Linked DNA regions of Homo sapiens: region 2 is linked to region 1. Evidence: chromatin loops called from intact Hi-C (ENCODE). Cell type or tissue: A673. All regions are shown on one strand.

The links. Peaks named below come from ENCODE experiments on the same cell type or tissue, not always from the same donor. Only the 100,000 strongest peaks of a DNase experiment are listed, where the experiment ranks them.
Region 2: it touches region 1 in a loop (5-fold over the local background); 6 of 110 quality-filtered maps call a loop at or near these places.

Annotation. Positions count from the first base shown.
Region 1 is chr7:33,331,955-33,336,954 of GRCh38, forward strand. BBS9 (Bardet-Biedl syndrome 9) reads left to right here. Exons shown (of 23, transcript NM_198428.3): 10 at 4,487-4,668. Among named protein-coding and RNA genes, the nearest start is that of BBS9, 200 kb to the left of the region's middle. In A673, a CTCF peak has its summit at 2,624 (motif pointing right); no DNase peak of the experiment used is centred here.
Region 2 is chr7:33,749,965-33,754,964 of GRCh38, forward strand. No RefSeq gene overlaps it. Among named protein-coding and RNA genes, the nearest start is that of FLJ20712, 26 kb to the left of the region's middle. RefSeq lists an enhancer at 996-2,195. In A673, no CTCF peak of the experiment used is centred here; a DNase peak (open chromatin) is centred at 2,687; H3K27ac peaks cover 343 bases.

The DNA.
Region 1 (5,000 bases):
TGAAATTCTTATGGAACCAAAAAAGAGCTCGCATAGCCAAAGCAATACTAAGCAAAAAGAACAAATCTAGAGGCATCACATTACCCAACTTCAAATTATACTACAAGGCTGTAGTTACCCAAACAGCATGGTAGTGGTATAAAAACGGGCACATAGACCAATGGAACAGGATAGAGAACCCAGAAATAAAGCCAGACTTCGAGCGAACTGATCTTTGACAAAGCATACAAAAACATAAATTCAGTAAAAGACACCCTATTCAATAAATGGAGCTGGGAAAACTGGCAAGCCACATGTAGAAGAATAAAACTAGATTCTTATCTCCCACCTTATACAAAAATCAACTCAAGATGAATCAAAGACTTAAATCTAAAACCTGAAGTCATAACCAAAAGCCACCTGTACCCCAAAAACTATTGAATTAAAAACAATTAAAAACAAGAGGCCAGGTGTGGGGCTCACGCCTGTAATCCCAGCACTTTGGGAGGCTGAGGCAGGTGGATCACGAGGTCAGGAGTTCGAGACCAGCCTGGCCAAAATGGCAAAACCCCGTCTGTACTAAAAATATAAAAATTAGCTGGGTGTGGTGGCAGGCGCCTGTAATCCCAGCTACTCAGGAGGCTGAGGCAGGAGAATCGCTTGAACCCGGGAGGCAGAGGTTGCAGTGAGCTGAGATCACGCCACTGCATTCCAGCCTGGGCAACAGAGCAAGGCTCCATGTCAAAACAACAACAACAACAACAACAACAACAACAAAAACAAAAAAGAAAAACAAGATTGAAGGCTTTAATGTCCCTAAACAAATTACATACTATATTATCATTCTTGATACAGCTTTTTGAAATTTATTCATTCACCCTTGTTTTGGTGCTATGTGTTTTTTTAAATTGTGGTAAAATACACATAACATAAAATTTACCATTTTAAGCATTTTAAAATGTACAGTTCTGTGGCATTAGGTACATTCATACTGCTGTGCAATCATCACCACTATCCATCTCCAGAACTTTTTCATCTTTACAAGACTGTATCTCTCAACCCCCTCCCCCAGCCCCTGGAAACCACCATTCAACTTTGGGTCTCTACAAATCTGACTACTCTAGGAATCTCATCTAAAAAGAATAGTTTTTAGAGTACACGTGGTTTTTGCTTACATGGATAAGTTCTTTAGTGGTGATTTCTGTGATTTTGGTGCACCTGTCATCGAGAAGTATATACTGTACCCAATATATAGCCTTTTGTCCCTCACCCCTCTCCCAACCATCCCCTCCTGCCAGTCCCCAAAGTCCATGTCATCATTCTTATGCTTTTGCATCTTCATAGCTTAGCTCTCACTTATAAGTGAGAACATACCATATTTGGTTGTCTAAGTTACTTCACTTAGAATAATGGCCTCCTGCTCTATCCAAGTTGCTGCAAAATACATTGTTTCATTCCTTTTTATGGCTGAGTTGTGTTCCATGGTGTGTATACACATTTTCTTTATCCACTCATTGGTTGATGGGCACTTAGGTTGGTTTCATATCTTTGCAAATGACATGAATAGACAATTCTCAAAAGAAGATTTTTTTTTCTTCAGCCAACAAACATATAAAAAAGTGCTCGACATCACTAATCATCAGGGAATGCTACTCAGCCATAAAAATAAACAAACTAAGCTATAATGTCTTTTTTTTTTTGAGACCGAGTCTTGCTGTGTTGCCCAGGCTGGAGTGCAGTGGTCTCGGCTCACTGCAACCTCTGTCTCCTGGGTTTAAGTTATTCTCCTGCCTCAGTCTCCTGAGTAGCTGGGATTGTAGGTGCCTGCCACCCACACCTGGCTAATTTTTGTATTTTTAGTGGAGATGGGATTTCACCACATTGGCCAGGCTGGTTTTGAACTTCTGACCTCAAGCGATCCACCTGCCTCGGCTTTCCAAAATGCTGAGATTACAGGCGTGAGCCACCATCCCCAGCCTATAATGTCTTTTGCAATTGATTTTTTAAAAAGTAAATTGCTTAAGTTCTATAATTACCTTAGCTGTCAAGACATTCTGGTGAAATTTGTTCTTTTGGTGAGGGAAGACCCTGGCTACTCTCTTTACCACTTGAACACGTGAAATACCAGTAAAAAGTGTTTTTAGAGAGTCTGAAGAAATATATGTATTCTCTATTATCCAAACTCTTCCTATTTGAACTCAGAAACTTAATAGGTTCAGATAATTTTTTAGATAAATGGCTTGTATCTAAATTGTTGCCATTTGCTATCTAAATTGATGGAATAAAACTGATTTAGTAATAAACCTTTCAACTCAAAGACCAACTCAATTTAGATAAGGAGGAATACTTGTATTGGGTAATGCTAGCTTTTCTGTATGATGGACTGTTCAAAGGATGAAGATGAAATGGAAATGCCTGTTTGAATTCAAAGAACTGATGAATCTCACATTCTCTGAGAAGCCCCCCCCAGAGGTCTGCGCTTTAGCACCCTAGAGTTGCCTGAGGACTCATTGGGTTCGTAGGGCTTAGTGGGGCTAGCTAGAATGCGGAACAGACTACAGTCACAACTCAGAGGGAAGGGAAGATTTGCTCTCTTGAAATGGGCTTGTCAGAGCTGAAAGTTGGGATTTCCATGGCCACTAGATGGCTTCAGTTACCTGCAAAGAAAGGTTCAAACCCAAAGGTACTCTGGGGTTGCTTTTCATACTTTAAGAAGATCATTCCATTTTTGGACTATTTGTTTTCTGAGGGGTAGATGGCAGAAGCAATTGATAAAACTTAAAGTTTTTGAGGATTATCTAGTCTTACCTTCTCATTTTACATATAAAGAATATTTAGGAAAGCTTTCCCAAGTTGACTGAGCTCTACAGGAGCAGCATCAGAGCCAGACTCAAGTCTCCTGCGTCCTAGTCTAGTTCTTTAGCTGTTGAACCAGTGACAACAATCTATTTTTTATTCCTCTCAAGTAATATGACAGGGTTGCATGTCACTGACTATGCCTGAGTCCTGGAGATGATGTGTATTGGAATGTTGTGTTTAAGGCAGGTGGTGAAGTGGATGCTGGTGACCATCTTATGGGCAGAACTGAGCAATGGTAGTATCTACTCCCAACCCAGTTGAGCTTTTAGATTAATGAAATGACTACCTGCCATGATCCACTGTTGGGGAGTTTTAAACATTTTTGTTCATTCTAAATAATCCTAGACTCTTACATGCCTTATCTGTTATATACTTTATGTCCTTTTCTCTTCTTCAGATGAATAGCAACATTTAAACATCTTCTTTTCTCTCACAATTTTTCTATTTTTGTTTACTTTTAGAGACAAGGTCTTGCTATGTTGCCCAAGCTGGATTCAAACTCCTGGGCTTAAGTGATTCTTTGCCTCTTCAAGTAGCTGGGAGTACAGGCTTGTGCTACTGTGCCCAATTTATTATTTTTGATTAATATCTAACCTTTAGAACCAAGTAGAAAATACTTTAAAAAAAAATCAAAAGTTTCTGTAGAAAACCTAACAAACAAAAGTGAGTCAAACAAATCCATTATGTATCAACTCAAAATGGCTTATCACGATGTTGAATTTTTTTGTTTTTATGGCAAACTTAGGGAGGAAGCAAATACAGTATTCATCTCAGCTACTTTTTATGACATGTTCACAAAAACAACTTTAAAAAAATTGTGTGCTAAAATTATCCTTAATTTATATATTATGGCTAGTTTCTAGAGTAAAACAGACCTCAGGGAGCCTAAGAGAGAAGGAAGAGTGAAAGAATGGGGAATAAAAAAGATAATGAGGATGAGAAGAGTGATAGAGAAAGAGCTAGTAAATGGGACAATTGGCTGCTTCTAGCTAAAAGTGAAGAGAAAGAGAGAACAAACCAGAGGGCCACTTGAATAGGAGAGCGTGTGAAGGAAGCTGTGATGGGAGGACCTGGGAAAGAGGGCAAACATGAATCCTAAGGGTAGAGAGGGAAAAGGATGAGGAAAGACCGGGGGCACTTTTTTTTTCGCAAGACCTCCGATGGCTTCCCACATCAACTTCGTTGGTTTTCTGTCCCCTGGGTTGTCCTGTCTTCACTCCTGTGCCTCCTTCCTGGTCTTCAGCCAGCCAGCAGCCCCGCTCCATCTCTTGGTCCATTGTACCTCCAAAGTGTTGTTCACATGCTTATTACGGAAATGCCAAGTAGTAGCTGGAAGGAGGATTAAAAACAGTACTTAAAATGCTCTTAGAGCAGGATTTGCTTTGTAGTTAGGTCCCCAAAAGTGGTAGCTATTATAATAATTAAGCTTTTTTCCCGGCCTTAGTGGACCTTAACATTGGGAATACTTCTGTAAATACAAATCGTGTTTGAAACATTTGAATTGAGTCTTTGAAGTAAAACTTTAGAAATAGATATATAGTTATTTTCTTAATGGTGTGTTGATGCTGAATTGAGTAAAAATGTAGTTGGTCAAGACTAACTCTACTGAAATTTAAAATTATGTCTCATTTTCTCTTCCTTATTGTAGTGATTTAAAGGGAGTGATAGTCACTCTGAGTGATGATGGTCACTTGCAGTGTTCATACCTGGGGACAGATCCTTCTCTGTTCCAAGCTCCAAACGTTCAATCTCGAGAACTAAACTATGATGAACTTGATGTAGAAATGAAAGAACTTCAGAAAATCATCAAAGATGTTAACAAATCACAAGGTATCTCATTTGCAGCTTTTTATTATTTTAGTATTCATTATGAAATTCATATTATCTTGTAGATAGATATTATTTTGTGTATTTGTTAATTTTCTCCTCTAGGCTTAATTAAAATCATATTTGTAAAAACAGTATTGCTCTTTAGCACACAAGGTCTTTATGTCTACTTTGTATGTTATGGCTTCTGAAAACGTATTTTATTTAAGAAAGTGCTTTTGTTGTTAATGTTTCATGGACAGCACTATCTAGTTTTTTTCTTTACATGCTAAGAAAGGAAGAAGTACTTCTTTGGGTGGTGGTTTTAGGCCTTGAGAAGAGCATTAAAATTTAGA
Region 2 (5,000 bases), 420 kb after region 1:
TGCTGCAAAGGACCTGATTTCATTCTTGTTTATGGTTGTGTAGTATTCCATGGTGTATATGTACTATATTTCCTTTATCTAATCCATCTTTGATGGGCACCTAGATGGATTCCATGACTTCACTATTGTGAATAGTGCTGTGATGAACATATGAGTGTGTGTGTCCTTTTGGTAGAAAAGTTTATTTTCTTTTGGGTTTATACCCAGTAATGGGATTGATGGGTCAAATGGTAGTTCTGTTTTAAGCTCTTTGAGAAAACTACAAACTACCTTCCACAGTAGCTGGCCTAACTTACATTCCCACCAGCAGTGTTTAAGTGTTCCCTTTTCTTTGCAACCTCCCCAGCCTCTGCTATTTTTTGACTTTTTAATAATAGCCATGCTGACTGGGGTGAGATAGAATCTCATTGTGGTTTTGATTTGCATTTCTGTTATGACTAGTGACAATGAGCATTTTTAAAAATATGTTTCTTGGCCACTTGTATATCTTCTTTTGAGAAGCAGCTGTTCATGTCCTTTGCCCATCTTTTTTTTTTTTTTTTTTTTTTTTTTCTGAGACGGAGTCTTGCTCTGTAGCTCAGGCTGGAGTGCAGAGGTGTGATCTCAGCTAACTGCAACCTCTGCCTCCCAGGTTCAAGCGATTCTATTGCTCCGCCTCCCATGTAGCTGGGATTACAGGTGTGCACAACCATGCCTGGCTACTTTTTGTATTTTTAGTAGAGATGGAGTTTCACTGGATGTTGACCAGGCTGGTCTCGAACTCCTGACCTCAAGTGATCTGCCCACCTTGGCCTCCCAAAATGTTGGGATTACAGGTGTGAGCTACCGCTCCCAGCCTTGCCTGTCTTTTAATGAGGTCATTTGTTTTTTGCTTGCTGATTGAAGTTCCTTACACATTCTGGATAGTAGTCCTTTATTGGATGCATAGTCTGCAAATATTTTCTCTCATTGTGCAGGTTGTCTGTTTACTTTGTTGCTATTTTCTTTTGTTGTGCAGAGCCCTTTAGTATAATTAGGTCCCACTGTTGTTTTTTTGTTTTTCTTACAATTGCTTTTGGGGACTTAGCCATAAGTTCTTTGCCAAGGCTGATGTTGAGTAGGTGAAATCTGCATTATTAACAGTTCCCTAAATTACTCTTATGTGTACAAAGCAGCCTAGACCCTGAGAGATGATTAAATGATCTTCAGAAATTCCATTCTCCTCAGAATAACATTCTGTTCTTTTCTGGAAGACAATAAAAAAGTGGAGAAGCTCAGCCTTACCTACTTCTCTCCCTGAGAACTACTAGGGGAGACCTGGGCACGTATCTTCGAAATGCACGGGCCCCCCTTGCTCTTTGATATCTGATGTTCTGGGAGAACACGTATAGGTTCTGACAATGTTTAAAACCTCCTAGTAGGGGCACAACAGTCTCTGATAACACACACATGCACACACACACACACACACACACACACATGGATTCTAAACATGCAAAAAATTCCTGTAAGGCCTGGTAGATATGATGTCAGAAAGAAAAACAATTGCAATATCTTTTGTGTACTATGTCACAGAACTGCAGCCAGGGAAGGGGTTAACATGTTATTCTCTGCAGGTAAGTTTCCTCTCTCTCTCTCTCTTTCTCAATCCATTCTTTAAAGGGCTGGGTAAATCATTGGTGGAGCTGGGCGGGATAGCAGGCAGAGGGAGGGTGTTCAGGCTGCATTTTAGGGGAAGCTGCAAGGACAATTGGGGCAGGAGGGTCCACAGAGTTACCCAAGGGGAAGAAGGACATTGATCCAGCTGCCTCTGTCTGTGGGGTAGCTTCTCACCATGTTCCCTTCTCTATCAGCTTTTGTCTTCTCTGGACACTAAAAAAACAAACCCAAATATGGTCAAATAGAAGAAAAGGAAGGCAAAGAAAAGGAGGAGGAGGAAAAGGAAAATGAAAGAGAAAAGAAAGAAGAAATTCTTTTAAAAGAAAAAGAAGCTAGAAAGTTACAAGGTGAATAAAATTAAAACACTGCCAGAAAAAAAATGTAAGAAAAACAAAGTATTAGTTGAAAATAAAATTTAAAATGTTTGTAAGATAAGGTACATGTGATAAAATGAATGATATTTAAAATAAAAGATAAGAGGCTTGAAGTTAATAAGATAAAAGTTTAAAAGCATAAGCATAGAGGAGGTAAAATATTAAGATAAAATGCTCATAGATGAAAAGCTGAAAATGTAAATCTACAGTTACACGCCATATTACGATGTTTTATTAAACCACAGGACCACATAGATGATGGTGGGCCCATAAGATTATAATACAGTATTTTTACTCTATCTTTTCTGTGTTTAGATATCTTATACACAAATACTGCTGTGTTACAGTTGCCTACGGTATTCAGTACAGGACCATGCTGTACAGGTCTGTAGTCTAGGAGCACTAGGCCATACCACATAGCCTCGGTGTGTAGGAGGCCCTACCATCTAGGTTGTGTAATGCACTCTGTGATGGTCACAACAACGAAATCACCTAAGGACACATATCTCCAAATATATCCCCATCATTAAGCAATGCGTGACTGTAGATGGGATTAGCAATTAAGTTCAGGAATTCAGGACTAAAAATACTAGGATAAAGATATTAAAACTCTAAGATTTCAAGTGTCATTTAGAGTTGGGTGCTTCAGGAAAATAACAGGTTTCCTGCTGACTCCTGTAGATTTTCTGGTGGCTTCTGTGAAGGCTGAATCCTGGAACCACCCCACTGCCCTACAGCCATGGTGGCAATAGACGCTTTCCTGCTTGCAAGTCTTCCTTCCTTCCTTCCTTCCCTCCCTCCCTTCCTCCTTCCCTCTTTCTTTCTTTTCTTTCTTTCTTTTCTTTTCCTTCCTTCCTTCCTTCCTTCCTTCCTTCCTTCCTTCCTTCCTTCCTTTCTTTCTTTCTCTTTCTTTCTTTCTTTCTTTCTTTCTTTCTTTCTTTCTTTCTTTCTTTCTTTCTTTCTTTCTTTTCTTCTTTCTTCTTTCTTTTTTTTTTTTTCTAGTTAAAGTCTTGCTCTGTTGCCCAGGCTAGAGTCCAGTGGCTCAATCTCGGCTAACTGCAACCTCCACCTGCCGGGTTCAAGCAATGCTCCTGCCTCAGCCTCCCTAGTAGCTGGGATTACAGGCATGTGCCACCACGCCCAGCTAATTTTTGTTTTTTTTTTTTTTTTTTAGTAGAGATGGGGTTTCACCGTGTTGGCCAGGCTGGTCTCGAACTCCTAATCTCCAGTGATCTACCTGCCTTGGCCTCCCAAAGTGCTGGGATTCCAGGTGTAAGCCACTGTGCCTGACCAAGTTTCTTTCTTACCCGTGCCTCCATCACTGGTGTTTGGTTTGGATTAAGAATGTAAGGTTGAGACCCAGAAAAATGACTGAATAAAGCCTATCTCTTTAGCCTATTATCTGCCCCCGTGTGCCTGGGAGTTGAGCCACATCAAGCCACCTGTCAGGACACAGACCTCCCTCCTGCCTCTTTGCCCACTGGGTTCCAATCCGTTTGCTTGGAATGCCATTCCTCCCTTCTTTTGCCTGGCTGGGTTTTACCTACCTGATAAACCTTAGCTCGAGAATCATTTCCCTGGGAAGCCTTTTCTGAGTCTCACCACTGTGCTTTCCCACCCCTAGTTTAGTTTATTTTTCAGCCACATTGCAGAATAATTGTTGATTTGCTTGTCTGCCTTCTCCACAGTACCAAAGATCGGGGACCACTGTATACTAATGGAAAAACAGCAACAGCAATAAAGCACGATCTATCCATTTTCTCATCACATCTTCAATAACCCCACAAAGCAGGCTCTGATAGCCACATTTTATAGATGAAGAAACAAAAACTTATTTATTTATTTCCTTGACAAATCTCCACTGACTTTCCACTATGTGCCTGGCATACAGGGGTTAACTAATCTGCCCAAGGCTGCCCATTTAGAAAACTGCAAAGCCAATCATTGAGCCCAGGCCTATCAGATTCTAAGCCTGTGCTCTCGCCAGGATGCCTTTTCTCCTCAGCACATAGTAGGCACTCAGTAAATATTTGTCAAAGAAGTAAATGGCTACATATGAGAGTAAAGGCCCTGGAAACCCAGCCCTCTTTCTCTGAGATCCTCCTCTAGCAATGGGCTGACAGTGCTACTTGGAGGCACTGCAGTTGCGTCTTTTGATCTTCCATGCATCCTTCTAAAGGAGGTACTGTGTTTTAGGAAGATCCCAAAGGTAAACATACAGGTTGCAATAAAGCTTTCCTGAGAATCTTCTTTTGAAAAAGCAAACAGGACACAGACTCCAGAGTTTTCAAATTATTGTGATTTCTAGGATTCGTTTTTATGGTTTGGGAGTGGAATGTATGGCTTAAGCAAACACAATTAAATCCAAATTACCCGTGGCCACGCAGCCACTGGCTGTCTTTCCGTGTGGGAAAAGGCAGGGCTTTGTAGGGCTAGAAAATATCTGAAAAAAATATGAAGTGACTCTGTCTTTTTTTCTTTCCCTTTTTGTAAATGTTCTTTTAAAACACACCAAATTCCTGAGGAATTTGCTGTTTTATCTGTTTATTTTTTTGATTTGTTAGTGTCCTAGAGCATGAAATCTTATTTAAAAGGCACTGTTCTTTCTTGATATGGATGCCCATGATTTTCATTCTTACTTTCTAAGTCCAAAAATGAAATGCAGTTCTGCCTCATTGGGAGCATTTCTGTATTCTTAAAATGTGCTGGTGTTTTTCCGGCTAAAGATGTTTCAGAAGCAGTGGGTAGGCAATTTGTTGTGATTCATAGTGAATTTATTTATATGGAGAATTTTCTCCAAATTTTAAACACAGTGTACCCTTTGGTACTTCGCGTATGTGCCAAAGTGTCATCTCCATATGACTGGTGCAGGCCATTTGAATAAAGTTCCAGATGGGAATCATTGTTCAAATTATTCCTTTCCCATCATCTAAATACAAATAGCAAAATGGAAAGCCGTTTTCCATTGCTTCCCAAACAATAATAATA